Regions from separate parts of the Homo sapiens genome. Here region 1 is linked to region 2. A link is a loop called in an ENCODE intact Hi-C map of the cell type or tissue named here. Cell type or tissue: GM12878. All regions are shown on one strand. Each heading gives the region's core, and the rest is flanking DNA. Links, peaks and the distances in the headings are about the cores only.

What was found. Hi-C counts contacts between places; a loop is a spot of excess contacts. Peaks named below come from ENCODE experiments on the same cell type or tissue, not always from the same donor. Only the 100,000 strongest peaks of a DNase experiment are listed, where the experiment ranks them.
Region 1: a loop joins it to region 2, with 2.9 times the contacts of the local background. A loop is called at or near these places in 69 of 110 quality-filtered maps.

What each region holds. Positions count from the first base shown.
Region 1 is chr22:23,317,903-23,333,257 of GRCh38, forward strand. LINC02556 (long intergenic non-protein coding RNA 2556) reads left to right here and starts at 8,714. Exons shown (of 2, transcript NR_149133.1): 1 at 8,714-8,889; 2 at 10,422-10,591. It overlaps BCR (BCR activator of RhoGEF and GTPase), which reads left to right. Exons shown (of 23, transcript NM_004327.4): 23 at 1-135. It also overlaps the pseudogene POM121L11P and the pseudogene RPS10P30. In GM12878, for the core only: no CTCF peak of the experiment used is centred there; a DNase peak (open chromatin) is centred at 7,589.
Region 2 is chr22:23,368,324-23,383,678 of GRCh38, forward strand. It overlaps the pseudogene CES5AP1. Among named protein-coding and RNA genes, the nearest start is that of LINC02556, 49 kb to the left of the region's middle. In GM12878, for the core only: a CTCF peak has its summit at 8,170 (motif pointing left); a DNase peak (open chromatin) is centred at 8,108.

The DNA of each region.
Region 1 (15,355 bases), core at 3,918-11,917, 50 kb before region 2:
TTGCCTTGGGCCCTGGGTTTGAAGCAGCCTGGCTTTCTCTTGGTAAGTGGCTGGTGTCTTAGCAGCTGCAATCTGAGCTCAGCCACCTACACACCACCGTGGCCGACACTTTCATTAAAAAGTTTCCTGAGACGACTTGCGTGCATGTTGACTTCATGATCAGCGCCGCTGGGAAGAACCCCTGAGCCGGTGGGGTGGGGCTGGAAGCAGCAGGTGCAGTGATAGGGCTGGGTGCCCAGGAGGCCTCAGTGCTCAATCAGGCCAAGGTGGCCAAGCCCAGGCTGCAGGGAAGGCCGGCCTGGGGGGTGTGGGTGAGCACAGGCAGGCACCAGCTGGGCAGTGTTAGGATGCTGGAGCAGCATCCGTAACCCCACTGAGTGGGGTAGTCTGGTTGGGGCAGGGACCGCTGTTGCTTTGGCAGAGAGAGATGATCCCCACTGGGGAGAGGCTGTTCTGACTCTGCAGGTGGGACAGGGACAGATGGCCACCAGGGTGACCCGGCTGGTCTTCCTTTGCTATGCTAAGCCCTGGGACATGGAGGATTCCTGCCACCCTGGGCCCGGGTTCTTACCTGTGGCCACCGCTCTGGCACGAGCCCCTCAGTCTTGGGTGGTTTCTGCCTGGTCCGGGATTTGGTGTTGCTGCTGAGTCCAGCCTTTCCACCACCTCCGCATGGGCCGTGGGTGTTGTCAGCTGCCTCCCGCCTTGGCTTCAGTAGCTCACCCAGCTTACAGGGGAGCTGCCCTGGGCTGGAGATGGGCATGCACCCTGGGTCCTACTTGAATGAATGCAGCTTGAGGAGAGCCGGCCATATACACTGGGCCACAGGTTACCCTCGGCAATGCCCACAGCTGTCAGCCTGAGCCTCCCCAGGAGAGCAAGGCTCACACGACAAAGGCTGCCCGTGGCCAGTGAGGTGGCTGAGCCCAGCCAGGACCTTTCTCGGACTCCCGGGATGTGGCTCTGCTCGTGAGCTGCCTGGTCAGCTCTCTCGGGGTGAGAGGGGCTTGTCACACGGGCGCCTGCCTGCAGTGTGACCCTTCTCAGCTTCTCTCAGCAGCCCTGCCTGCGGAGTGTCACCGCCACCATGATCATTTCCCTGACACTGCGAGGGTGGGGGGACGTCCTGGGTAGAGACAGGGCCCGTGGCAGCAGCAGGCTCAGGGGAGCCCTGCACTGGTGGACTGGGGACCTGGTGGAGACCACGCCAAGGGCTGGACAAGGGGACGAGCCTCCACCCTGGCCTCTCCGCAGGCCTCAGCAGCCCCTCCCACAGGCAGAAGGGTTGACACTGGGTTCTGCCCTCACTGCAAGAGCTGCAAGTGCCACGTGCTGTTCTGCCCAATCTGGTGTCTGCAGGTGAGGAAAGGACTGCCGCTGGCCCGTTTCTGAGTGTTCAGCACCTAAGGGTGACAGCACTGTCTGTCCCTACCCTCCGGGTCCTGTTTGAAGATCAAACCCATGCTCACAGGCCGATATTTTTTTCTTTTAGAGACAGGGTCTCACTTTGTCACCCAAGCTGGAGTGCAGTGGTGCGATTATAGCTCAATGCAGCCTCCAATTCCCGGACACAAGGGACCTTCCTGCCTCAGCCTGCCAAGTAGCTTGGACTATAGCTGTGTGTTTTCTTATTATTTTGTAGACATGGGGTCTGGCTATGTTGTCCAGGCTATTCTCAAAATTCCCAGCCTCAAGCAATCCTCCCGCCTCAGCCTCTCAAAGGTTGGGATTACAGGTGTGAGGCAAGGCACCCAGCTCAGCCACAGAGCCCTATTGCATCTCTCTTACTAAGAGCAAGAGCTGACTTCCCCCTCATCCCCATTCCAGAGTGTTGGGGCTGTGTTCAGCCGAGGCCAGGCCACTGGCATGGGCCCAGGGAGCGGGATCATTCACTGCTGCCCCAAATCTGAGATCATTCCACCTTGACAAGACTTCCTCATCCAATCCCTTTACTTGACAGCTGGGGAAACCAGTGCACACAGAGCACCCCCAGCTCAGTCAGGGTCTCAGAGCTGATCCATGAGCGGAGGCTGAGATCCTGGGATCTTGTCCCCCAGCCTCCCTGCAAGCTTACTCCCTTTCTTCTAGAAGAGATGGGGCCAGACCTCGACCAGCAGCCCTGGCCTGGACATGACTGTGCTCATGCAGGTATTGAGGCTGAGATGCCCCGGCATCACATTTTTTTCTTTCTTTTTTTCTTTTTTTTTTGAGACGGTGTCTCACTCTGTCACCCAAGCTGGAGTGCAGTGGAATGATATTGGCTCACTGCAACCTCTGCCTCCCGGTTAAAGTGATTCTCCTGCCTCAGCCTTCCAAGTAGCTGGGCCTACAGGCTTGTACCACCACGCCTGACTAATTTTTGTATTTTTACTAGAGACGGGGTTTCCTCATGTTGGCCAGGCTCGTGTCGAACTCCTGACCTCAGGTGATCCACCTGCCTTGGCCTCCCAAAGTGCTAGGATTACAGGCATGAGCCATGGCATCACTTAAACGTAGTGAGAGGCCGGGCGCAGTGGCTCATGCCTGTAATCCCAGTACTTTGAGAGGACGAGGCTGTCAGATCACCTAAGGTCAGGAGTTCGAGACCAGCCTGGCCAACATGGTGAAACCGTGTCTCTACAAAAAAACAGAAAAAAATATCCCTGCGTGGTGGTGAGTACCTGTAGTCCCAGTTACTCAGGAGGCTGAGGCATGAGAATCGCTTAAACCTCGGAGGCGGAGGCTGCAGTGAGCTGAGATGGCGCCACTGCACTCCAGCCTGGGTGACAGAGCAAGACTTTGTCTCTAAATAATTAAATAAATAAATACGGCCGAGCATGTGCCTTAGGCCTGTAATCCCAACACTTTGGGAGGCTGAGGCAGGTGGTTCATGAGGTCAGGAGCCCGAGACGAGCCTGGCCAAGATGGTGAAACACTGTCTCTACTAAAAATACAAAAATTAGCCAGCTGTGGTGGCAGGCACCTGTAATCCCAGCTACTTGGGACACTGAGGCAGGAGAATCGCTTGAACCTGGAAGGCAGAGGGTGCAGTGAGCCAAGATTACACCACTGCACTCTAGCCTGGGCGATGGAGCAAGACTCCATCTCAAATAAATAAATTAATAAATACAGAGCAAGATTCCATCTCAAATAAATAAATGTACACCTGTAATCCTAGCACTTTGGGAGGCTAAGACAGGTCGATCACCTGAGGTCAGGAGTTCGAGACCAGCCTGACCAATATGGCAAAACTCCATCTCTACTAAAAATACAAAAATTAGCCGGGCGTTTTGACGTTTGCCTGTAGTCCCAGCTACTCGGGAGCCTGAGGCGGGAGAATCACTTGAACCTGGGAGGCGGAGGTTGCAGTGAGCCAAGATGGGGTGACTGCAGTCTAGCCTGGACAACAGAGAAACTCCGGCTCAAAAGAAAAATATAACTTCATAAAAACGAAGTAGGAAGAAACAGAAAACCTTGTCTAGATCTAGAACCATTAAAGGAATTGAATGTTTATTTTAAAATCTGTATCCCATCCAGTCAAAAATCTCACAAAAAACAAAACCAAAGAAAAGCACCTGGCCCAGATGATTTTATAGATAAGTTCAGCAAACATTAAGAAGAACAGAAAGTCTTTATCTTCTACAGAATTTTTTTAAAATAATTTATTTATTTATTTATTTTTGAGAGGAAGTCTCGCTCTGTAGCCCAGACTGGAGTGCAGTGGCATGATCTCTGCTCACCGCAAACTCCGCCTCCCAGGTTCAAGCGGTTCTCCTCCCTCAGCCTCCACAGTAGCTAGGATTACAGGTGTGCCTGGCTAATCTTTTGTATTTTTAGTAGAGACGGGGTTTCACCATGTTAGCCAGGGTGTTCTCGGACACCTGACCTCAGGTAATCCACCTGCCTCGGCCTCCCAATGTGCTAGGATTACAAGCACGACCCACAGTGCGCGGCCTACATAATTTTTTTTTTTTTTTTTGAGACGGAGTCTCGCTCTGTCGTCCAGGCTGGAGTGCAGTGGCGCGATCTCGGCTCACTGCAAGCTCCGCCTCCCGAGTTCAGGCCATTCTGCTGCCTCAGCCTCCCGAGTAGCTGAGACTACAGGCGCCCGCCACCACACCTGGCTAATTTTTTGTATTTTCAGTAGAGACGGGGTTTCACCGTGTTAGCCAGGGTGGTCTCGACCCCTGTCCTCGTGATTCGCCCGCCTTGGCCTCCCAAAGTGCTGGGATTACAGACATAAGCCACCACACACGACCCCGGCCTACATAACCTTACAGAAAAAGAAGCAAATGGAATTCTCCCCAACTCATTGTGAATTTAATATAAGCTTAAAACCAAACCAGACATAAATAGTACAAGCAGGCAAAAGTATAGACTAACTTCTTATGGACATATATGCAAAAATGCTAAATAAAATATTAGCAAATAATCCAGCAATGGATTAAACATGTATCATGACCAAGTTGGGGTTTTCCTAGGAAACTAAGATGATGTAATAAAAGAAAAAACTATTAAAGTAGTACAAACTATCAAAGGAAAAAACCTGTATGATCATTGCAACGGGTTCATTTGCGACATAATATAATTTTTTTCTTTTTTTTTAAGTCTTTTTGGCTGTAAGTTTATTCAATGCAAAATAATCTTCTCCAATTTTACTGAGGTGGCTGACGGCGTCCACGACCAAATCTGCCTCTAAACTGGAATTCGGTTGCTGACCCAGCCGCAGCCTCGGCTTTCTTGTTGGCACCAGGGGGCATAGCATTCCCTCTGTAGGTATCTCTGTCGGCTTCCCCTCTCGTTGAGTCTTGCAGGTCGCTCACCCTCCAGACCTTTAGACTGAGGCCTGCCAGTCCATGGACGGCTGCGGCGTAGGGTGGCAGGCACAATCTCCAGGGGCAGATGAAGGTAATCACGGAGATACTGGATATCCTCATTGGTAAGGTACCAGCAGACATGACTCCAGGCAAACTGTTCCTTCATGTAGTAGCCTCGGGACTTGAAAGACTGCATGGCCTTCATGACATGAAGGTTGGGCACATTCTTCCTTTTTTTTTTTTTTTTTTTGAGACGAGTCTCACTCTGTCGCCCAGGCTGGAGTGCAGGGCCATGATCTCGTCTCACTGCAACCTCCGCCCCCTGGGTTCAAGCGATTCTCCTGCCTCAGCCTCCTGACTAGCTGGGGTTACAGGGAACAGTGTTTTCTTTTGTCAAAAGAGCCTCTTAAGCCATTGATAATATTTCCCAAGCTTGTAACAGATACAAGCCTTTAAAGAATGACATTTGCAGTCACCCAGTAGGACATATCTTGAGATGAAATCAGAGTTGTGGGCTTTGCAGACAACAGCAGTCATTTCTGGTGGCTTCCGGGAGTGGAGGGGGACTGCAGCTTTGGCAATGTAGGTGATACCAAAAGGACTATAGTAATTTTTTCTTAGTAATTAAAAACTAGGCTGGGCGCGGTGGCTCATGCCTGTAATCCTGGCACTTTGGGAGGCCAGGGTGGGTGGATCACCTGAAGTCAGGAGTTTGAGACCAGCCTGACCGACATGGTAAAATCCTGTCTCTACTAAAAATACAAAAATTAGCTGGGCATATTGGCGCGTGCCTGTAATCCCAGCTACTGAGGTGGGTGAGGCAGGAGAATTGCTTGAACCCGGGAGGCAGAGGTTGCAGTGAGCCAAGATCGTGCCACTGTACTCCATCCTGGGTGACAGAGCAAGACTCCATCTCAAAAAAACAAAACAAAAACCAGACATAACAAGGTCGAGCTCAGTGGCTCCCGCCTGTAATCTCAGTAGTTTGGGAGGCCGAGAAGGGCAGATCACCTGAGGTCAGGAGTTCAATAACAACATGGTGAAACCCGGTCTCTACAAAAAATATAAAAATTAGCCAGGCATGGTGGCACACGCTTGTGATCCCAGAGGCTCGGGAGGCCAAGGCAGGAGAATCACTTAGGAGGCGGAGGGTGCAGTGAACTGAGGTCTTGCCACTGCACTCCAGCCTGGGCGACAGAATGAGACTCCGTCTCAAAAAAGAAAAAAAAATCCCCAGCCATAACAATATACATGTATGTTATACAATAACCAAACCAATATAGAAGGGTATATAGTGAAAGGAGAAGTATTGTTGTGGGTAAAATTGTTTCTATGAATAAATGGCTGATCCAGTATTTTTTTCCTCCAAAAAAACACCTTTTCCCCTTTGATTTAGTGTATACCACACAGAGTCGCTTAGCCGATTCAGTGACTTTTTTGATAGCTGGAGAATGCTTCCTAATGGTTGCAGGTGTGTAGGGGTTTTCTTGACATTTTCAGTAAGAAAGTGAATGTTGTGCCATAGGAAAGCTTTATCACAGGTGCACGTTGGTAGCCAACCAAATAACGTGAGTGTCAAGTACAGTATCTAGTGAGTGGAGAATAACTGTAATAATTACAATTACAGTTGTAGTTAAAGTGAAGTTTGTATCAAAATTTCTGTTTCAAAGGTGAACTTTTAGGGGGTGTATCTGCAGTGTTTCCTCCTCAGATGTGATTTCTCTGAAGCAGTGGTTCTCTATAACTGACTTGACACACAGTGCATCTGATATTTCGAATGACTTAAGTGATAGTATCAAAATTACTATCATATACATATTTAAATCACATGACTAACTTGTGTGTGGTATTATGCAAACTGCTCAGCTCAGTAAGGGAACAGAAATAAGAAAAAAAAAGGACAATATTGGGAGTCTTTTATACAATTAAATTTGTTCGATTAAAGGACTATCCTTTCTAAAAAAAAAAAAAAAAAGTCCTGCTTTCTTGGTGTTAAAATAAAGCATCTTTTATGAAATGATGGTGATAGTAAATGGTGATATACAGTAAATGTAAATAATAGCAAATACAAGGTTAGTTATCTTATTGTGATTTGTAAAAATAAAGAGAGCCGAGAATCTCGTTTTGCTGCTATTGTTTGGGAGTTCAGGAAAAAGTTCCTGGGGCTTTTGTTGTTAAGAAGATTCAAATACAAATTATTTCTTAAGAGTAAATATGAGTTTATTTTGAGGTCATTTGTCACAGTCTACTGAGAAATCCACTGAGAAAGCTTTTAAGTTTGCCTGGTATTAAAGATGTTCCTATTCTGATCATTGTTAAATAGATCTTTTCTTATTAGATATAAAATGTCAGGAGATATTTTATTTTGAGACAGAGTTTCGCTCTTGTTGCCCAGGCTGGAGTCTAATGGCATGATCTCGGCTCACCGCAACCTCTGCCTCCCAGGTTCAAGCGATTCTCCTGCCTCAGCCTCCCAGGTAGCTGGATTACAGGCATGTGCCACCACTCCTGGCTAATTCTGTATTTTTAGTAGAGACAGTGTTTCTCCATGTTGGTCAGGATGGTCTGGAACTCCCGACCTCAGATGATCCGCCCGCCTCAACCCCCAAAGTGCTGGGATTACAGGCACAAACCCCCTCACTCGGCCCCAGGAGATTTTTTTGTGTTGTGCCAACAAAATAAGCCTAGGCAGGGAAATTCCTTCTGGTGGTTGGAATTGTTAGTACTGAATAGACTAGCTGCGAGGTAAAAACCCCCATGGGGTTTTCTGTCAGCTCAGATATCATTGTGACCCCAGTCTTTTGCTGTGAAATAACATGACCATTAAGAAAGTAGCCTTAAACAACGTATTTTGGGTATGTTGAGGAGGAGGGACAATTATGATCTGTTCCAAAGTGAACATAACAGATGATCCCTGTGTCTGTGAAGCCTTTAAAATTTATAGTGCTCTTCTTCTGTTAATTTCAAGTAAGATTTAGTTATTGTGACATACTCTTTAAAAACCTGCGGTGTATCAAAAGGCTCATTTTTAAAGCATCTTGAAAGGAAATTAATAATGTAATATCTACTTCAGAATAGTAGTTTTTACATTCTGAAGAGTGACTGACTGCTCTCAGCCACTTCTGAATTCTCAATTTTCAAAGGATAATTTGGTAACTCCATAAAGAAAATCCGTAAATAAGAGAGTGAATATCTTCTTTTTGTTTGTTTGTTTTTGAGATGGAGTCTCCCTCTGTCGCCCAGGCTGGATTCCAGTGGCCTGATCTCGGCTCACCGCAAGCTCCGCCTACCGGGTTCACGCCATTCTCCTGCCTCAGCCTCTGGAGTAGTTGGGACTACAGGCGCCCGCCACCACACCCTGCTAATTTTTTGTATTTTTAGTAGAGACGGGGTTTGACCGTGTTAGCCAGGATGGTCTCGATCTCCTGACCTCGTGATCAGCCCGCCTCGGCCTACCAAAGTGCCGGGATTTAAGGCGTGAGCCACAGCGCCCGGCCCCGAGAGTGAATATCTTTTAACAGTGTTTTTCCTGATCTTTTCCAACATCTTCATTGTGGTTCTGTCCTTTATTTTTTGGTTAAATCCAGAGGTTTACTTCTGCCTGTATCTTTCCAAACTATTAATCTGTTCACAATCACTCTCCCATTTAAACCCTTCAGCAACCCCAGTACCTTCGTAATAAGGTCTCCTTAGCTTGGTATCCAGAACACTTCAATACTGGGCTTTGACCCCTGTTCTCCTTCCCCCACCTCTGTTTAGGTGCTTCACTGAGCTGCACCGAACAGCTCTTGGCCCCTTGAAATCTCTGCAGTCTCCTTGTCTCCCTCTGCTGGAATATTCTTCTCTCACTTCATCTGATCATTGCCTTCAAAACTCAGCTCATTTTCTTATTTCCTTGCCCTTTCCATGTCCCTTGTTTTCCTCTGATTAAATTAATGTTCCAAACTCAAAAGAAAAACAACTCAGCTCAGGCATCACCTTTCCTGGAAGGCTTCCCTAGTCCTCCTGCCTCCCGCAGACTTGTCTGGCACCCTGTGCATTTGGGATTTGGCACACTATGTCTCGTCTGCGGCCTCCACTGGACGATGAGACCGTAAGTGTGTGGCTTGACGGAAAGTTGTTGACTCTGCTGGGGTGCTGGTACAGTGCTGGGCACGGCAGTGTTACAGAGGAAGTGAGCCACTTAGTTTCTGCCCTTAGGAGCTTTTCTTCTAGTTGCAGTTGACCCTGCCAGCTGTGAGACACCTCCCAGTAGTGCGTACCAACTTTCAAAGTCTGTTTAATTGTATCTTAGTGTCTGATTCCAATTTTATTTCTTGAAGGAGGGGAGTGTCTCTAATGTCTTATTTTGGCACCCAGAGACCAGGTAGGCATCATTTTTGTCCCAAATTGTGGAAGGAATGTACATTTGGCACAGATTACTTCCCTTTTTTCTCTTGTACACCTTTCACCTTTTTTGTTTTTGTCTTTTTTTTTTTTTTTTTGAGTTTGATGTGTTTGGACAGTAAGGGTTTACGAGATTAAGATTAAATTTCAACTTTGTCTATTGTGCATATAGCCTAAGGAAAACAAAAAGTTAAAGAGGAAAAATACATTGCCTCTAAGAAGAAGACTCATTATTCAACTTTTTTTATTTTTAATTGTTTTCAGAGACTGGGTCTCACCCTATCACCCAGGCTGGAGAGGTGATCACAGCTCACCGTAGCCTTGAACTCCTGGGTTCAAGGGTTCCTCTTGCCTTAGTCTTCTCACTAGCTGAGACTGCAGGCCCGCACCAGCACACCTGGCTAATTTTACAAAAATTGTTTTTGAGAGACGTGGTCTTGCCATCTTGCCTAGGCTGGTGTGGACCTCCTGGGTTCAAGCAAACCTCCCACCTTGGCCACCCTAAGTGTTGGGATTACAGGCATGACCCATTGTGCCCAGCCTAAACTTTTTTTTTTTTTTTTTAATGCTGAGCTGTACACAGAAGAAAGTAAAGGTATTGGTCAATCCTAGGAAAGAAGTATGCAAAGAAACTGGTGGCAGGCTGGATATGGGCATATTTCAGGGCTTTGGAAGGTGAAGAGGAGAGGATTGCTTGAGGCTGAGAGTTCGAGACCAGCCTGGGCAACATAACGAGACCCTGTCTGTACAGATAAACATTTTATAATTAGCCAGGTGTATGTACCCTAGAACTTAAAGTATAATAAAATAAAATAAAATAAAATTCACCAGGTGTGGTGGTGCACAACTGTAGTCTCTGCTACTCGAGAGGCTGAGGCAGGGGGATCTCCTGAGTCCAGGTGTTTGAGGCTGCAGTGAGCCAGGATCACACCACTGTTCTCCAGCCTGGGCTACAAAGCGAGACTCTGTCTCTAAAGAAAAACATACTGGTGGCATTGTCAAGATTTGTCAAGAAATAGCCATTATGCTGGGCCCAGTGGTGTGCACCTGTAGTGCCAGCTTTTCAGGAGGCTGAAGTGGGAGAATCTCTTGAGCCTAGGAGTTTGAGTTCAGCTTGGGCAGCATTGCAAGAGCCCAGTCTCAAAAATATTAGGTCAATAAGATTTATTTTAATTAAACAAGAAAAAGAAATATCTGCTAAAATTTAAAGCTATTCTATTCTTCCTCTCTCTCTTCTAGTGTTCTTGGGGAAGATCCCGACTAAGCCATTTTCCAGTGGCACCTCTTCCACCATGAGTTCCTGAGGCAGTCCGATGGGGCTACTTTATTCCAGAACAATCACAGTGAGACCTCTTCTCCCGATAAATGCCCCTTTTCTCTCCTTAATATATTATCTTGCTTACAAAACACTGGTGTCTCCTTATCATTGTTTGGTTCTATCCCACTGGGACCAAGAATTCTTGCCCAGGAGCAACTGAATTTTCTTCTTGCTTGCTTTTTAAAACTTTGGTGGGGTAGAGCCAATTTTAAATCTTCTGATCCATTTTTTCATTGTTTTTCTCGCCCTTCTGCATTTTCTGCAAATTCCGTTGAATCATTGCAGTTACTTAGGTTTGCTTCGTCTCCCCCATTACAAACTACTTGCTGGAGTTTTCAACCCTAGTTCCCTCATTTTTATGATTTATGCTCATTTCTTTGTACACATCATCTTGCTCCATCTCCCAACTCATGGCCTCTGGCCCTGGATTATTGTTTTAGTCTTTTATTTTTTTGTCTTCTTCTACCTCAACACTTATCTTCCTCTCCCAGTCTCCTGTACCCTATCACCAAGGTTGTCATTAACCTTTCATATTATTCCTCATTATCCATGTATTCATTTGCAAATAAGCGTATATTAACAAAATCACAGGTTTATGGAGATATAATTCACATACCTTAAAATTCAGGCTTTTAAAGTGTACCTTTCATGTGGTTTTTGGTATATTCACAAAGTTATGCATTGATCACCACCATCTGATTCCATAACATGTTCAATACCTCAGAAAGAAGTCTGTACTCATTAGTAGTCATTTCACATTCACCACTCCCTCTGGCTCTGGGCAGTCACTGATCTTTGTGTCTCTATGGATTTGCCTAGTCTAGGTATTTTTATGTAAATGGAATCATACAACATGTGACCTTTTGTTTGGCTTTTTTCATTTAGCAAAATGTTATCAAGGTCTATCCCTGTTGTAGCATGTATTAGCACTTCATTTCTTATATGCTGAATGATATACTTTATTTGTCCATCAGTTGTTCATGCTTTATTTGTCCATCAGTTGATGAACATTTGCGTTTTTGCCACTTTGGGCTATTATGAATAATGCTACTGTGAACAAGTGTGTACAAGTTCCTCTGCAAATTTTTGTGTGGACATATCCTTTCAGTTCTCTCAGGTGTATATCTGGGAGTTGAATTGCTGGGTCATGTAGTAGCTATGTTAAACATTTTGAGAAACTGCTATAATGTTCTCCAGAGCTGTACCATTTTAAATTCTGTGTATGAGGATTCCACGTTCTCCACTTCCTCACCAGTGTATGGATTTGGGGGTATACTTTTTAAAAAGTGGGATTAGGCTGGGCACAGTGGCTCACACCTGTAATCCCAACACTTCAGGAAGCTGAGGTGGGAGGATCACTTGAGCCTAGTAGTTTGAGACCAGCCTGGGCAACATAGGGAGACCCTGTCTCTACAAAAAATAATTTAAAATAAATTAGCTGGGCGTTGTGGCACACACCTGTAGTCCCAGCTACATGGGAGGCTGAGGCAGAAGGATTCCCTGAGCCCAGAAGTTTGAGGTTGCAGTGAGCCATGATGGCAGCACTATACTGTAGCCTGGGTGTCAGAGCAAGACTCCGTTTCAGGGAAGAAAAAAAAAGTGGGATGATATTTTTGACACTTTTCTTCTTGTTTTCTTAATTTCATACTTCTGGAAATTCCATTAAATTAGCTGGTACCACTCTAACTCATTGTGTTTCATGGCTGCATAGTAATATTGCATAATATAAATATACCATTCATTCATCAAAGTTAGCAGATATTGACTGTTAGGTGCCAGGCACTGCTCTAAGCGTTGAAGAAAAACACACAAAAACTTTAGCATTCTTAGAGTTTATTTTCCAATGGAGGGGGTGGAGGGAGGTAAGAATTTAGGAAATAAATTAATTACATATATAGCATAAGGTTTCACCAGTGAGTGCAGCTTGAATCGTTGGCGGCTTTCTTAGTAGTATAAATACAGTACTAAAGATGAAATTACTCTAAATGGTGTTACTTAAATTACTGTAATAGGTATTACTATTAGTCACTTTGCAGGTGAAAGTGGAAACACCATCGTAAAATGTAAAATAGGAAACAGCTGGTTAATGTGGCTCTGGAGTTTTTCTAGGACATAAACTGATGAGCTAGAAAAGTAAATGTGTCAGTCCTTGGTAGCAAAGTTTGTACGTTTATAAATTTTATCCAAATCCTCTTAATCTAGTAATTAATAGACACTCTTCACAAAAGGATGAGGGAGGTATATGTGTATGTGTTGAAAGGTTCCGAAGGATGCAACCGAGAGTACTTTGGGGGACGTGGCAAAACTTCCAGGCCCATTCAAGAGTCTTGTTTTCTCCCTGAGCTTTTATGTATTTATTATATTGCCCTATTAATTATTGAGATTGTGCCTTACAGTAAAAGCTGCTTTAAATTGTTGACGCTATAATTTAAAATAATCTGGGTCACCTAGAGTGGTTAAGCCTGGAAGAAAAGGATGTCCTTCCTGCCAGGGCAGATTGTATGTAGATATGCAACCTGGTTGCGCCTGTGCTGACCTCTACTCTGTTGGGCCTGGAAGTATGCAGTTCAACGTTTCTCTTCTGATGTTTTTTTGGGGGGGGGGTTTTGTTTTTTTTTTTGTTTGTTTTTTGAGACGGAGTCTCACTCTGTCACCCAGGCTGGAGTGCAGTGGCATGATCAGGGCTCACTGCAACCTCCGCCCATCCAGGTTTAAGCAATTGTCTGCCTCAGCCTCTGGAGTAGCTGGGATTATAGGCGCATGCCACCACATCTGGCTAATTTTTTGTATTTTTAGTAGAGACGGGGTTTCACCATCTTGGCCAGGCTGGTCTTGCACTCCTGACCTCATGATCCACCCACCTCAGCCTCTGGAGCAGCTGGGATTATAGGCGCATGCCACCACGTCTGGCTAATTTTTTGTATTTTTAGTAGAGACGGGGTTTCATCATCTTGGCCGGGCTGGTCTTGCATACCTGACCTCATGATCCACCTGCCTCAGCCTCCCAAAGTGCTAGGATTATAGGCGTGAGCCACTGTGCCCAGCTTTTGTTCTGATTTTTTTAAAAAATTTGACTTTGTTTACTTTTTATTTTATTTTTATTTAGAGACAGAGTCTCACTATTTTGCACAGGCTGGTCTCGAATTCCCAGGCTCAAGTGATCCTCTTCCCTCGGCCTCCCAAATGCTGGGATTACAGGCATGAGCCACTGCACCTGGCCTTAACTTTGAAATGAAGTTAGAAATGTACATTTTATTATTATTATTAATTATTATTATTATTATTATTATTATTATTATTTTAGAAACAGGTCTTGCTCTGTTGCCCAGGCTGGAGGGCAACAATGGTGCAATCACAGCTCACTGCAGCCTCCACCTCCTGGGCTCAAGTGATTTTCCTGCCTCAGCATCCTGAGTAGTTGGGACTACAGGTACTCATCACCACAGCTAATTTTTATTTTTGTAGAGACAGCGTCTCACTATGTTGCCTAAGCTGATCTCACACTCCTGGGCTTGAGTGATTCTCCTGCCTCGGTCTCCTAAAGTGCTAGGATTATATGTGTAAGCCACTGTGCCCAGCCTAGAAATGCACATTTTAGACACACATTTACTCAACTTTCCTATTGCCTGCCCAGGACTATCCAACTGTATTTTTGTGCCTCAGAGTCCTTTCACATGTTCTGCTTTTACTGGGAACTCATAGGCAGTAAGATCAAATGCTGACCTTTGAGGCATCTACGCACTTCCAAAATCTGCTTCCTCTCTCATTTGCGACTTTATTTATTTATTTTTTGAGATGGAGTCTCACTCTGTTGCCCAGGCTGGAGTTCAGTGGCACGATCTTGGCTCACTGCAGCTCTGCCTCCTAGGTTCAAGTGATTCACCTGCCTCAGCCTCCTGAGTAGCTGGGATCACAGGCAAGCACCACCACACCCAGCTAATTTTTATATTTTTGGTAGAGATGGGGGTTTCACCATGTTGACCAGGCTGGTTTCAAACTCCTGACCTTGGCCTCCCAAAGTGCTGGGATTACAGGTGAGAGCCACCATGCCCGTCCTCATTTGCCACTTTAAATTGGAGGAGATGAAAAAATTATGTATCCTCAAAAGCTCAGGGTTTCCTATTTGGGACTTCAGTTACAGAGATTCATTTTTTTGTTTCCAAGCTGGGTGTAGTGGCTCACACCTGTAATCCCAGCACTTTGGGAGGCCAAGGAGGGAGGATTGCTTGAGCCCAGGAGTTCAAGACCATCCTGGGCAACATAGTGAGGCCTCATCTGTACTAAAAATAATAAAAAAAAAAATTAGGCATGGTGGCACTCGCCTGTGATCCCAGCTACTCAGGAGGCTGAGGTGGGAGGATCCCTTGAGTCTAGGAGATTGAGGCTGCAATGAGTTGTGATTGCACCACTGCACTCCAACCTGGGTGACAGAGTGAGACCCCGTTTGAAAACAAGCAAGCAAACAAAACTATTTGTTTCCAAATGGCACGCAAGGAAGATAGTAATCTCTGAGTGTTAAGCCAGCAGATTTTGCCACTTCATTTTGTGTGCTAACTCAAGAAATCAGGACACCTGATGAGTTGAGGTGTTCAAGGTAAAGCTCTGCTATGCCCCCTCCTTCATAGGCTGTTCTGCTTGGGCCTCCCAGTAATGGAGGACTACCTCTTTTCTTGCTAGAGTCTCTACAGTTTTCTTTTCTTTTTTTTTTTTTAATTTTTTTTTTTTTTGGATCTTACCCTGTCGTCCAGGCTGTGGCACGATCTCGGCTCAGTGCAACCTCCGCCTCCTGGTTTCAAGTGATTTTCATGCCTCAGCCTTCCAAGTAGCTGAGATTACAGGCGTGTGCCACCACGCC
Region 2 (15,355 bases), core at 3,693-11,692:
TTTGCTTGAATACCTGGAGAGGTGGGCATCTCACCACCTTCTAAAGGAGCCCAGTCCTTTTCCAGACAACTGAGGTCTTGAAAAGTTTTCAGTTACACAAAACTAAAATGACTTCTGAATAGAACTTCTAGCTTGTGATCTTGACTTCAGCTTCTGGAAGCATGCATAACAAGTGTGGTCCCTCTCTCCAGTGAGATGCCTTCAGGGACTTAGAGACAAGCCTTGTACTTTGCTGAATCTTCTCCAGGCTAAGTTGCACCCCTGCCCCAACAATGTTCTTAAATTACCTACAAGGGTTCTATACCCCTACTTATTTTTTTTACAGCTGTTACCAAGTATCCCCAGTCCTCCTCTTTTCCATGTTCCAAATCCAAATAAATAACAAAAGGGTAGGATTTGTTCACCTCTCTATTCAAAGGGCAACCCTGTCCCCAAAACTGCCCCCTCTGTCCTCACCTGGCTGAGGGTCAGCAGCTCCTTGGAGGATTTTGTCCTCAGGCACCTCAGTGGGGCCTCAGAGTCTGATGCATTGTACCCACAGAATTGTGCAACTACCTGCAGCTATTTTCAGAGAAAGACCAGGTCAGAGCATGATTTTGAAAGCATCTAGGAAAATGAAACCTGGAAAATGCCCTCCTATCAGCCACAGGCTTGTCCTCCATATATAAGTCCATCCTGCTACCCCTGCCTAGCCCCATGCCCCTATAAAGGAAGGTGCACGTGGCAGACAGGTTGCCACTGCCTCACCCTCACTCTCTTGCCTGGCTCGCCTTGTCATCTTTAGAAAACACCACAGCTGGGGATGGGTGTTTGTCAGTCTGTGGATATGGAATGGAATCAAGATTCCTGGTCACAAAGAGATCAGTCCTGTGAACTTGGCTGCATTGGTACTTGGCTCCTCCAGAGTCTAGAAGCCCAACCTTGAGGTGCTAAATGAAGACAGAAACACCAAGAGCGAGGAACAGCTTTGCAAGCTCCTTCAGTGTCAGTAGAGGCAGGGCTCCAGATCAGATTCTCAGCTTGTCAGCCCTGCCCAAGCCCCAGGCCCACTCACAGCCTGGAATGTCCTACCTGTCTTTTTTCCTGCCTGTATACCAATCCTTCTCATTCTTTAAAGCCCAAGTCCTGCTCTCCACAATGTCCTTTCAGGGCACTGCAGCCCCCAGAAACGCCTTCCTCATCCAATCTCCTATAAGCTCGATGTTCCCCACCTTCCATGCCTGGCCCATTGCTGAACACCTGCTTTCCTTGTCACTGAACCTTCCATATTTGTAGAACTCACTCCCTGAAAGTGGTGGCTCTTAACCTTCTGGGAGTCGTGGATACTGTGAGAATCCAATCAAAGTTACAAACCCCCTCCCTGGGAAAATGTGCAGGCATGTGGAGTCTGGTACAATTGTGGGACCACTTCCCAAACCATCCATGGATTCCAGGATTTAATCCTATCCATGGATAGGTGATAAAAAGATTATATTGCCCTCAGGTTTGGATATGCTTTCTCCACTGATAAATCCCAAAGTTCTAACAGAGCAGGGAAAATAGTGGGCATTCAGTGATGTGTCAAATGAATAAACATATGCCCAAACTGAAAGCAGCTTTATGGAGAATGTTACCAAAATCAATGTTTCCACGTATTGAGGGTATTTTTTTTTACAATTTCATAACTCTATGTTTCTGCTCTTGGTTATATACTGTTACTTTCTATAAAATGTTTAAGAAAATTTACCACTAAAATCATTAATACTCAAGAGATGGCTCCACAGCCCAGTGCTTAATTAATATGCATTGAATGAAACAGCTCATTCATTAGCTCATTCATCCAGAACATTTATAGCTGCCTGATATATACCACTTATTATGCTGGGGGCCTGAAGGACAGAGAGATCCTGGTCTCTAGGGCCTCACTCTGTAGTAGATAATTAAGAGACAGATGACAAATATCGTGGGATAGATGGCACATGGTGAGAAGGTGCCTGAACACATTCTCCCCTAACTGAGGAGAGGAAGCTAGCAAGGTGTTAACAGTATTCGTACGTCCTCACTCTTCTCATAATCATGGGCCTTCAGGTAAAGGATGATGGCCACCCCACTCTCCATGACGGCTTTGTGGAATAAGCCTTCGGCCATGGGAGACAGAATCTGGAGAGAGAACACAGAAGATCCAGGAAAGGTTACGCAGAGGACTCCCCACCGATCACAAATACCATTCATCCCTCTTCAAAGAAACCTTCCCAGGAAGCCTCCATAAAAGCTCTAAACTTAGAGGGGAAAAAAAACCCTTTTTGGCGGGGGTTAAAGGACTAGCTGTGAAGGTTTGGGCAAGTTACTTAACCTCTCTGAGCCCTGGTTCTTCATGAACTTTGATGTCAAATGTTCAGGCATGTGATTTCTAGCTCCTTCACTTCCTAGCTGTGTAACCTCGGACAAGTTGCTTAATATTTCTTTTTTTTTTTCTTTTTTTTTTTTTGAGATGAAATCTCACTCTGTGGCCAGGCTGGAGTGCAGTGGCGTGATCTCGGCTCACTGCAACCTCCAACTCCCAGGTTCAAGTGATTCTCCTGCCTCAGTCTCTGGAGTAGCTAGGATTACAGGCACGCACCACCATGCCCAGCTAATTTTTGTATTTTTAGTAGAGACACGGTTTCACCGTGTTAGCCAGGATAGTCTCAATCTCCTGATCTCGTGATCCGCCCGCCTTGGCCTCCCAAAGTGCTGGGATTACAGGCGTGAGCCGCTGCGCCCAGCCAAGTTACTTAATATTTCTAAGTATCAGTTCACTCCCCTGTAAAACTGGAGTAAAAATTGAGCCCGTATCACAAAATTATTGGAGGAGCAGGGGCAGTGACAAACATAGAAGTCTTCACAGGTGGTCTGGTCAAATTTCGTTCATGAAATAATGGCTGTTATAATATATGAAAAGTTAGGTTAATATAATCCACTTTAGAAGGTAATTTTGAAGATGTAAAAAGACCACATATATTGTTAAGTGCTAGTCAGCAGAAGCTCTCTTAACACCATGTCACTGATTTCTGCAATTAACCTGCCAACTGATGCCAAGGAAATGGTGACCACACTGAGCCAATGGACCATTTTCTAGCACCTCTGTCCATTTCTCTTCTCATCAGTTTCTTGCCAAGAATCAGGTGTGTTTGCTTCCAAACCTGTTTTGTCAACTGCACTTGTTATTGTAATTACATAATCAATGAAATATCATGAGAACAAATGAACTGTATGTGTAAAAGAAAATCAAATTATGTCTGGAAAAAAATTCTTGATAAAGGATGGCTAAAAAATATTGCTCTCGGGCCAGGCATAGTGGCTCACGCCTATAATCCCAGCACTTTTGGAAGCCAAAGCAAAAGGATCACTTGAGCCCAGAAGTTCAAGACCATCCTGGGCAATATAGCTAGACCCCATCTCTAAAAAAATGAATAAATAAATAAAAATTAGCTGGGCATGGTGGCACATGCTTCTTGTGAGGCTGAGGCATGATGATTACTTGTGCCCAGGAGTTCAGGTTGCAATGAACTATGATCACCCCACTGCATGCCAGTCTGGGCAACAGAGTGAGACCTTGTCTCAAAAAAATATATTGCTGTCGCTGGGCGCGGTGGCTCACGCCTGTAATCCCAGCACTTTGGGAGGCCAGGGCGGGCAGATCACTTGAGGTCGGCAGTTCGAGACCAGCCTGACCAACATGGAGAAAACCCATCTCTACTAAAAATACAAAATTAGTCGGGCATGGTGGCACATGCCTGTAATCCCAGCTACTCGGGAGGCTGAGGCAGGAGAAAAGCTTGAACCTGGGAGGCAGAAGTTGGGGTGAGCCTAGATTGCACCACTGCACTCCAGCCTGGGCAACAAGAGTGAAACTCCGTCTCAAAACAAACAAAAAAAGCCTTATATGTCTGTGTATGTATATATATGTATATAAATATATGTGCATGTGTGTATATACACAGTATATATAGTGCATATATGCACTATATATGTATATATTCTTATATGCACTATATATGTATATATTCTACTTATTTCTTGTCCACACATAATTTGACAGCTATATATATATAAATATTATCTAGTATATATATAAATATCTAGTACATATATAAATATCTAGTATATATAGATATATAAATATCTAGTATATATACACAGTGTATATAGTGTATAGTGTATATACACTACTATATATAGTATATATACTATATATATAGTAGTGTATATACACTATGTGTGTGTATATACTAGATATTATATATATAATATATATGGTATATATATACTATATACTATATATACTATATATAGTAGTGTATATACACTATACACTATATACACTATATACGTGTGTATGTATATATACTATATATATACTGTATACTACTTATTTCTTGTCCACACATAATTTGACAGCTATATATATATCTAATATATATAAATATCTAGTATATATAGATATATAAATATCTAGTATATATACACACATATATAGTATATATAGTGTATATATAGTGTATAGTGTATATACACTACTATATATAGTATATATACCATATATAGCAGTGTATATACACTATGTGTGTGTGTATATACTAGATATTTTATATATATATAATATATATATGGCTGTCAAATTATGTGTGGGCAAGAAATAAGTAGAATATTTGCAGGAAAAGTATAAAACTCCAAAATGTGCTCAGGCATCTTTAAGTTTGTGCCCACCGTAAAGAAACTGAAACTGCAATTTGAGGACAGCAACATTTGCAGTGGTTTATGCAAGATAATCCATGTTGGAACTCCAGTCAGCAGACCAGCTCTGCAAACATAAGGCCCTGTATCAAACTGTTGGTGAGGGAATGTACATTTTATGGTTTAAATTAAGTTAAAATAAAATTAAAATTTAATATTTATATGCATCTTTTGATATTTCATGCTTTAGCTGAGTTTTCTATTAAACAAGTAATTACCGCTCTGGTAATTGAATACTAGGGTTTCTCCTCTACAAATATAAAGGAGTTTTCCTCAAATTATTACTCACTATGTGATCTTGGGTGATTTATTTAAAGTTTCCCAGTGACGGCTATCTTGTCCATGAAATCAGACTGAGCTCCTAACTCATGATGTGTTTGTGAGGCTTGAAGAAGACAATGTGCCTTAAAGTGTCTGTTGTGCATGAAGGCACCAATCAAATGTTAGTGACTCCTCATCATCATTTTTGGACCTCCCACACTGAGATTCATTCAAATCACAAAGCAGAGAACTTACAAGGCTGGAAACACTTATGGCTCCCACGGACTCACCAAAGATGGTCACAGAGCTGGGGTCCCCACCGAAGAACTCGATGTTCTTCTGGACCCAGGATAGAGCAGCCACCTGGTCCTTGAAGGCCCAGTTCCCGGGAGCGTGCTGATCCCATGTGCTGAGGACAAGAGGCAGGGTGAGAATTCTCAGTTGGCCATGGCGTGTTTCCCACAGCCCTGGAAGTTCTCAGCAGAGGCTGTGGGCAGATGTCAGTGGGGAGGGGACTGAGAGTCAGAGGTCTGGAGGAGCTGGGGAAACCGGGCTCAGTTCTCACACTTTGCTGGGATTTGGATTTGAGAATTTGATGAAAGCTATGCACCCGAGAAGAACGCACATACAATACTGTAGGTGCAATTTCAAGTATTCATAGGCTCCTCAGAATCCATGAATCCCAGTGCGTGAATCCTGTGTTGCCCAGGCTGGTCTGGAATCCATGAATCCTTTCCTGAGAGTTGGTCTGTACTAGAAAGCAAGGGTTTTCTGAGCACAGAATTTTCCATGAAACTAAATTAATAATAATCATAATAACAATAATAGCAGGTGCAGCAGGTACCGGACACTGTTCTAAGGGCTTTAAGGCTAATACTCCTACAACCCTCACACCTATGAGGTAGATGGTGCTGGGTTTTCTCCCTTTGCTTCTCTGGGTCCTCTCCACCCTTCTCTGCCCTGTCCCCCAAAAGCTGACCTCTAGGAATGTCATCACCCAGGCCTCAGCTGTGTGCTGTGAGGGTGGGCTAGAGAGAGACTGGGATGTTTATCCCACCACCCCGTGCTCCCTCTCTGCTGGGAAGTGTTTGGGCAGAGGCTGCTTTTCTCCACAGCAGCAGCTCATGCCAACTCCCTTCCACTAAACCTGTGAGCATGCTGTCAGGATGATGAATGGATACATAAACTCTTTAATTCAGGCACTGAGAGGTTAAACCCCCTGGCTCAAGAGCTAGAAAGCTGCAGATTTGGGATCCCACGCCCCCATGCTGCTGCTCCTGCACAATTGCATGTTTCCTGGGATGGAATTAATGGGAGAACAAATGAAACAACTGGAAATCCCACAGAACCAAAGAAATGTCTAGACCGAAAGCATGCACGCAGTGCACACCATCAGTGCAAGTCATCCTGGGGCACATTCTACTCCACTCCATTCCCCAGTTCCCCAGACTGCTCCTTCCCCTGGGTTCCCTCCTCTATCCATGACCACTGAGCTGGCTCTGCCTCCACCTTCTCTCTCCCAGTCCCCTGCATCTGGTCAAGAGTCAAGCCCTGCCAATTTTACCTCCATTCTTCTGTGGCTCCCACCCTGGTCCCCATTTCTCCATCTGTTTATCCTGAGAAGCATTATACCTTAGTGGTTACTATCTCAGCCTCGAGCACAGGATTCACAGCCTGGCCACTTATCATCTGGGTGACCTTGGGCAAGTCACTTAACCTGCTGTGCTTCAATGGTTCTCATGTCTAAAATGGGGATAGTGCCCACTCCACATGGTTGTGAAGATTGACGGTGCCAGGCAGACAATAAGCATGTCATATACACCTGTTATATACATGTTAGCTATTGCTTTTGTGGTTCAACCACCCCGTGGCCCGCATCAAGACGGTGCCTCCCATTGGGGGTCCGTATCTGCAGCTGGGCACCCCTGGCTCAGCCTCCGTTCTGCTCTGGAGGTTCCTGGTACACTACTCTGAGAAAGGTACTCCTGGTCCCTCAATCTGTATTGGATAAAGCCCAAACTCCATTTACGGCCTGGCATTCAAGGTCTTTCCCTGTCAGGCCTGTCCTTGCCTTTCTGCATCCATCTCCTGCTGTAGCTTCATCTACCTATGCTCAAACCAGATATGATAAACAATTGTTGAAAACGTTCCTATCAAAGGAATCTTACGCAGAATCCTAATGTATAGAGCAGCTAGAAGTGTAATTGCTCGGGTCAGGGCACCCCGTCAGCCTGTCCTGCCTGCACAGCACTCCCAGAGCCACATTCCAGGCCTACAGGCCCAGTGCAGTTTGCAAAAGTATTGCTTCATCCTCATGTGTTGCTACCTCCCTTCCAACTTCCTAACCTTTGCACAGGTAGCACCCTTTGCCGAGCACACGTTCTCTCAACCCCTTCTCCTCAAACCCAACCACATCCTTCAGGTGCAACTCCAATGCCACCCCTCTTCCGAAGCCTCCCCAATCCCTTGCAACTCATTCCTCTGTTTCCGCAGCCCCATGGCCTCTCATTCTTGGAGAATTAACCATGTCCTTCTTGGTAATGTGGAAATTTTTGTCCCTGCATTATGTCCCCCATAGTCAGGAGCCTCTGTAGGGCAGGATTCATATTTTGAATCATTGCTGATTTTCCCATAGTATGTGACAGTGACCCCCAAGCATAATCCTGGCCCCACCTCTCACTTCTCTTTGCTTACATTGGTCCCTGGTCAGGACTTCTCCTGCCATGTTTTAGGCAGGATAATAGAAGTGGTCAAGAGACCTAGCTCTGTTTTGTGACCCCTGGGAAGTTGCTTGGCCTCTCTGGGCCTCCATTTTCCAGCTGTGAAATGAAGATAACAACAGAGAATCTTCCTTGAAGGATTATTTTGAGGATGAGTTGAAATAATGCATGCCTGGTTCATTGATAACCCAATACATGTTAGGCATGATTGGAGGAGGGAAGCCACTGTGATGGAGTGATGATTCTCAGGTGAGCATTCGAGAAGCCTTGGGGTGAGGCTCAGGTAGACGCTACCAACTGCTCACACAAACAGTGTCCTGTCTTCCAGGGCATGCAGTGGGGCTACATTGCCCCAGCTCGCTTGCAGCTGGATGTGGCCATGTGACTGAGTTCTGCCAATGGTGAGTGAACAGAAGTGACGAGTGCCACCTGCAGGCTGGGCCAGGAGACTCTCCCTTGCATGGTCCTCCATGCTTTCTCCGCCCACCTGCCAAATGCAGAAGATCCGGGGCCCTAGAGAATCCACATCAGAGCTCAAGATGTAAAGAGCCAGATCCCTGGCTGACCATGGGGAAGAATATCTGCTGATCAGGGATGCTCAATTAAACTTTACTCAAGTGAGAAAAAGATTTTTATTGTGTTAAGCCACCAAAATTTGGGGATTTATCTGCTACGGCAGCAAAAATTACCTAAGGAACTAGGGCCAGTTTTGTTCAATGTCCTGGAAGGCTCACTCCTTCTTAGGTTGCTGGGCACTGTCTATGGCTACTGCACTGCTGCCCCTTGGGGATCTGGGATGTCGATCATTTGAAGAGACTCACGTGAAGAAGCCAAATATTCCCAGCCGGTACTGGACGATCACAACCAGCATGTCCTCATAGGCAGCCAGGGAGGACCCATCGAAGATGGAGGCTGAGCCAGTCTCGAAGGCACCGCCTGGGAACCACAACAAAACCTGAGGAGGAGACAGGAATGTCCCATCAGCCCACCAGGCACCACCTCCCCTCCCCATGCAGTTTGGGGCACACGTTCTTCAGATGAAATATAAATGTCCCACTTGCTAAGCAGGGTGTGATGTTTCATCTTTTGAAGGCCCAGGGTGAAGCATGTAGGCTCTGGCACCTGAGTGCCTGGGTTTGATTCCCAGCTCTGCCACTGACTAGCTGTGTGACCTTGGGCAGTTTACTTAACCTAAGGCTCATTTTTCCCATCTGTAAATGTGAAGAAGGAAACTATCTCACTCACGAAGTTTTATGAGGTTTAAACAAAATTCTATATCTAAAGCTCATAGAACAGTGAGCATTAGCATATTTCAAGTTTCAAAGTGCTCAGAAATTGTTCACTAAATATCAGTGAACCTGTGACCCACAGGAAGATGGAAACCGTTGTAAGCCATGTCTAAAAGCAAAAACAGCTCAAGGTGTTTCAGAGGAAAGCTCTCTACCTTCAGAGGGAGGGGAGGAGAGGGGAGAAAAGGGGAATGGAGGGGGTGAGGGGAGGAGAAGTGGAGAAAAAGAGGAGGAGGAGAAGAAAGAGGAGGAGGAAGGGAGAAGGGGAAGGAGGAGAAAGGATGAAAGATGAAGAAGGAAGAGAAAGAAGGGTCAGGAGCGGTGGCTCACGCCTGTAATCCCAGCACTTCGGGAGTCTGAGGCGGGTGGATTGCTTGAGCCTCAGGAATTCAAGACCACCCTGGGCCAATATGGTGAAACCCTGTCTCTACTAAACAAAAAATTGCCGGGCATGGTGGCAGGCATCTGTTATCCCAGCTACTTGGGAAGCTGAGGCACAAGAATCACTTGAGCCCGGGTGGCGAAGGTTGCAGTGAGCTGAGGTTGCACCACTGCACTCCAGCCTGGGTGACAGGATGAGACTCTGCATCAAAAAAAAAAAAAAAAAAAAGGAGGGAAGAGTTAAAAACTTTATTGATTAGAAAAACTGGGACCAGGGAACATAAAACGTTATTCGGATGGCATTATCTCTATTTATATATTTAATAAGAAATCCGTTCCATTCTCTTTCTTAGGGTCATGTTAGAGATTACAGCCTTTGGGGCAGGTAAAGAGAGGAAAGCCACTGAGGAAAGGGGAAGAGGACAAAGCACTGGCTTTGGTGCCAGAATCTAGCACCTACTGCATGTACAACATGGAGGAAGTCATTTATGCCATTCCTGTGCTTCATCTTCTCCATCTGTGGAATGGGTCCAAATGCATGATTATGTTTTATAAATGTCTGTATTTAGCCAGTTCTTGTTTTTCTTTCAATGCAGCTACAAGGCCACAAGTTATGCTATGCTATAGATTATGTGACCTATCACGTGAGTAACTGCTTTTATTTATTGTAAGTCCGCTCATAAAAACCCCCGCTCTCTCTTTGTTTAATGCTCAGCTTCTTGGATATGAATCCACTGAGCCGGCGCATACCTAAAATAAACAATCCTCCTGTTTCTCATACTGGTCTCTCCGTTCCTCAGTTTACCGCAACAGTCCTGCTCAATGAGGTGAGGGAGCCACATGGTGGTGTCAGTTGGAAGGCAGGCCAGACAGGGCAAGGAACCAGGATCAGAGAAACCGGCTTATGTGTGGGGAGGAGATCCCCAGGTCCTGCTCCTACTTGGGCTCCTGGCAGCTCCCAGCCACTGTCCAGAGCTGCAGAGTCAGTAGCCTGAGGGTGGAGGGAGCAGGCCTGCTCTGCCTGGGACCACCCTCTTCATCCCTCTGCAGCTGAAGGCTTCACACCAATAAACACATGAGGCGGCAAGGATTACGGTAGTGCCGAGCAGCCACTCACACTTTAGTGAGAATTGCTGGATGAAGTAGTCCTGGGCTAGATCCCAGGAACATGGCAGGTCAAGTTGGATGGTGGAGGGGGTTCACCCAAGGCCTGGAGGGTCTGGGGCAATAGAAGAACCAGAGACTGGCTCATGGGGCAGATAATACCCCCACCCACTAGCCCAGATATCCAGAACACCTGCAGGCACAGGGCAGACTCTTGAGCCAACCCCATGGCCATCCACAATCCCAGTGAGGCAGGAAGAGACACAGACTCTGCCCACCTGGCCCAGTACTAAGAAACACCCCTGCCTTTGCATGTGCGTGCAGGGTCCTCACCCCGTGTGTGTTGTGGGGGGGTCCTCACACTCCAAGTATGGGTAACAACCCCTAATACGTGGCACCAGGACACAGTGGGCCCGGGGGGGCCAGTCTCGGCCCAGTCGATGTGGCCACCCCCAGCACCAAGGTGCCCTCACTGTGCAGGGCATCAGCAACTTTGATGAGTTTTCATTTAACATTCTCTTTATCACAATTACTTTGAAAACTATTCAGTGCAGTTATTAATAATTAATTATTATCTGCTGTTATATTAATTATCTGGCCATCGGGAATGTCACCAAGATTTAAAATTTTTGTTAATAATATTTCCTGGACATGGGAGAGGTTTCCTGCATCTCCACACATGCCCTCCCTGCTCTGGGTGAGGCTGGCTAGGGCCCCCCTGTTGTGGGGACCGCCCACTCTCGCTGGCACCGCCTGCAGGCTGCCCCCATCAGTTCATCCTGGGCCCTGGGCAGAGCTCTGGGCAGGCCTGGGTGACTGAACCCTCCCTCCAGCTGCTCCCACCGGGCCCTGGTGTGCCCATGCTCGTGAGCCCTGTGGCCTATGCAGGTCCTCAATGGCCCCCAGGATGGGGCCGCCCTGGCACCGAGGCCTGCTGGGATTGCAGTGGGAGGCTGCAAAGCGCCTGCCACGTGAGAGGTGGCACCAGTGGCCTGCTGTGCTAGGTCAGCCCCAGCTGCAGATTCCAGGCTGCTGCACTCCCACAGGGCCCCTGCCTAGCCCCGCAGCGGTCTCCAGTGTCCTCATCAGCCCTGTGACCAGCAGCCTCAGGGAGCCACAGGAGACAGGAGACCCTCCACTGGGTGCACACAGACAGGCCTGGAGAGGACAGGATGGGCCACATGGACGGCTGGCTGGGGCTGCGGAGCCCAGGGGTGGTGCCGCAGGCACTGGGAGGTGGCATTATGTGACCACGGCAGCCTAAGACCACCACTGTGGGCCCAAGCTCGCAGCTCGCTTCCCACTATTCTCAGTGAGAGGACACAGGCTACCCCTTGAGGCCAGCCCACAGCTCTCTTACCAGGCAGCAACTTACCGCCCCTCACTGTGTCCTGTCGCTCTGCTCTTGTGGCCTGCTGTGCAGCAGGCACCATGTCACCCGTTCATAGATGAGCAAGCCAAGGCTCGGGGCAGGAGACCGGTGCAGCAGGCTCTCACCACCTCATGGGAGCAGGCTCTGCACACGGCATGCTCTCAGGCCCCTTTGGCTGAGTGCCCAGCCCCAACCCCAAGCTACCCCGCTGGCTATCCAAGCACTGGGTGGAGTCTGGAGGAGAGAATGGTTAGGTGCCTCCTCTGGGTGGCCCCTCACTTTAGGGAGGCTCAGGGGCTGTGCTCCAGCCTAGGTGGACATGGTTGTGGCTGCCCCTGTCCCTCCTCCTGCCCCTGCCCCTCCTCCCACCCTTGCCTGCTTCCTCTGCTCCAGCTCAGTCAAGAAGCGTGGGGTGCTGCTGAGACAGAAGGGGGCCAGGGAGAATGCCCATGGCATGAAGTCCTCCAGACCTGCCCTAACCTCCCCCTCCCCACTCTACAATGCGCACCCCATAAAGACCTTTGTCAGGCAACCCCTCCAATGCAATCAGACCAGCGTGGAGCCTCCTGTGCCTGAGGAACTAGTCCCAAGCAATGGCAGCCCTCAAACCCACTGTGGGCTTGTCAGCATGGTACTATGACAGTGCTGATGACAGTAGTGAGGATGGGCTCAGTCACAGCGACCATAGTGACGGAGGTGTGGTGATGGTGATGGAGGTAGTGATGGTGATAGTGATGGTGATGGTGGTGGCGATGGAGGTAGTGATGGAGGTGGTGTTACTGGCGGTGGTGGTGTGGAAGCGGTGATGGGGGTGGTGATGGTGGAGGTGATGGAGGCTGTGGTGGTGATGATGGTAGTCATGGTGATGGTGGTGGTGGTGATGCTGGTGATCATGGTGATGGTGGTGGTGGTGGTGATGGTGGTGGTCAAAATAGAGGTTATGTGGTGGTACTGATGGTGATGGTGATGGTGGGGATGGTGAGGGTAATGGTGGTGGTGATGGAAGTTGTGGTTACAGTGATGGTGTTGATTGTGGTGGAGGTGATGGTGCTGGTAGTGATGGTGGTGGTGGTGGTGGTGGTGGTGATGATGCCGGTGCTGGTGGTGATGGGGTGCTGGTGGAGCTGGCCATGATGGTGGTTATGGCCGTGCTCATGGTGACAGTGGTGATGATGTAAATGGATTCTCCTCCTGGAGTTTCCTGGAGAAACAACTTCTCTGCTTCCCCAGGGCTGCCTGGTCCCTCCCTGCCTGGGGGTGGCCCCCAGAGGCAGGAAGAGCAGAGCGTGGACTGAGCCTGACAGGGCAGTCAGTATCTTGAACTCACAGAGAACATTTAATCTTAGTTAAAAGTAAATAAGTTCATTTACTGGGAGGGGAAGAAGGGCCCAATATTTACTGCAAGCATGTGGAGTGATTACTCCAGGAGGTTCCCTTGGGATGCCAGGCTCCATCCCCACTCCTGTCAGGTTCACCTGTGGCAGGTGGGAGGGAACGGCATGGGCCCACCCTGCCCTCGGGCCCCCAGAGGGGCATCTCTCTTCTACCCCCCACGGCAGGGGCTGCAGGGTTGGCAATGCCCCCTTCCCTCCCTCAGCCCCCAACTCTTGGCAGGGCCCTGGCCCACGGACCCCTGGATTCTTGCATGTGGGCACACCTCAGCCCCTGGCAGGACACCCCCAGGCCCTCACTGGCTCTGTTGCTCACCTGCTGTGTGACCTCAGGAACCCTGCCCCTTTTTGAGCCCCTGTACTCACCTAGGAAATGGGTGATAAAGGCACGTGCCCCCGGCGGGGGATGGAGGTTGGTGCTGGTGGTCAGTGTTCCCATGACAATGACCTATTGGCTGTGCAGAAGGTGAGCCTCATCTTCCAAACTCAAGGAGTCCTTCATGAGCACAGCCCTCAGCCACCGAGATCCCCCAAACTCCCATAGTTCCCGAATCTCCACGGCCAAGTGCTGAGACAAGAGCCCTGGGGCTCAAGGCCCCTCAGGCAGGGTGCGGTGAGGGCCCGTCGGAGGAAGGGCTTCCTCCTGCCCATCCTGGCTGGGCGCTGTGCGGGACTGCAGGAGCCTGAGTTGGGGTAAAAGGAATTTCAGGGGAGACAGTCAGATCCAAGGTCAACTGCCCAGCTCAGCCCAGGACTCCAGCCTCTTGCAACAAGATGGGCCAGGCCCCTCGCTGGAGTCTGCTCAGCAAGGGGCCTGTGGGTCCCTGGGCAAGCACTAGCCGGGTCCTACCCTCAGCCTGGGGCCTCCTTCCAGCCTCCTCCCTGGCGCAGCCCAGCTAGAGTTTGTTCATTTCCTGGGGGCTCCCGCCTCCCCCTCCCCTGGCCCTGCACTGCGTGAGGGCGCATCTCCTAGAACCAGCCCCCCAGAGTCTGCTGAGATTAGGAGACCTGGAGGTTACCCCAGGGACACCCTGCCCCTGTGCCCCAGACAGGTGTCCCCCCCACTATGGGTGATGAATGTCGAGGAGCTGCCATTATAATTAGTGTGGAATGTGCCGCCTCTCCCAGGGAGGAAAATCCCATCTTGGAAATACACCTCAGATGCAAGTTGAATTTCACCCACGGGGCCATAAAACCATTTTTTCAATCACCTGGTGCTGTTGGGGGCTGGCACCATTAATCCTGGAGATGTTATTTAGAGCCAAGACATCACTTGGGGAAAAAAATCAGGTCCGCACTCCATGAGGAACCCCTCTCTATGCCCTGCAGAGGCCTCAGGAGATGGACGAGACTGCTCGGGCACCAGGCAGGGAGGGGCAGGGACGCAGCTACCCTCACAGCCACCCTCACGGCCCAGGAGCCATGCCTCACTTCATCAGCTCCTGCCAGACCCTCCCTACCAGAGATGGCCCCATCGGCATAAGGGAAGACTGAGGCCAGAGAGGAATGGAGGAATTGGAGGGCTGGAACAGCTGGTGGGCTGGACGGCTCAGCTCCACTTGCCCTGCCTGCCCCCAGCAGACACTGCCCTCCTCTTCATTCCCAAAGCCCCCACCCGGCCCAGATCCTCTCCTGAGATCAGTATCATCCAACAGCCTTTTATAAAAAATTGTTTCCTTGATTACCGAGGGTAACAATGAAAACACGTAATTGAATCTCCAAGAAATTACCATTTTTATAACTTGCGCCCAGTTCCCGAGATAAATTAAACGCCTCCCCTGTATGGTGAGCCGCTCACTGCGCATCAGAGAGGGGCTGATACTGCCCTTTATCATCGATGCGGGACTTACTAAGAAGAATGCCTCACACTGCCTCCCGGGAGGCTCCTGGCACCTCCAGCTCATGGCCCTGAGCGGGCAGAGTTGGCCAGCTGGAGGCGCCGGGCGGGTGGTCAGGTGGGCCCCCTCCTGATCACTCCTGGCCCTGTTACTGGCTAGCTGCGTGGTGGTGTGGGTGGTAAGTGGGAGGGCCAGTCAGAATCTTAGCCCAGACTCCCAAGAAAATCAGGCCTGTGCGCAGCCG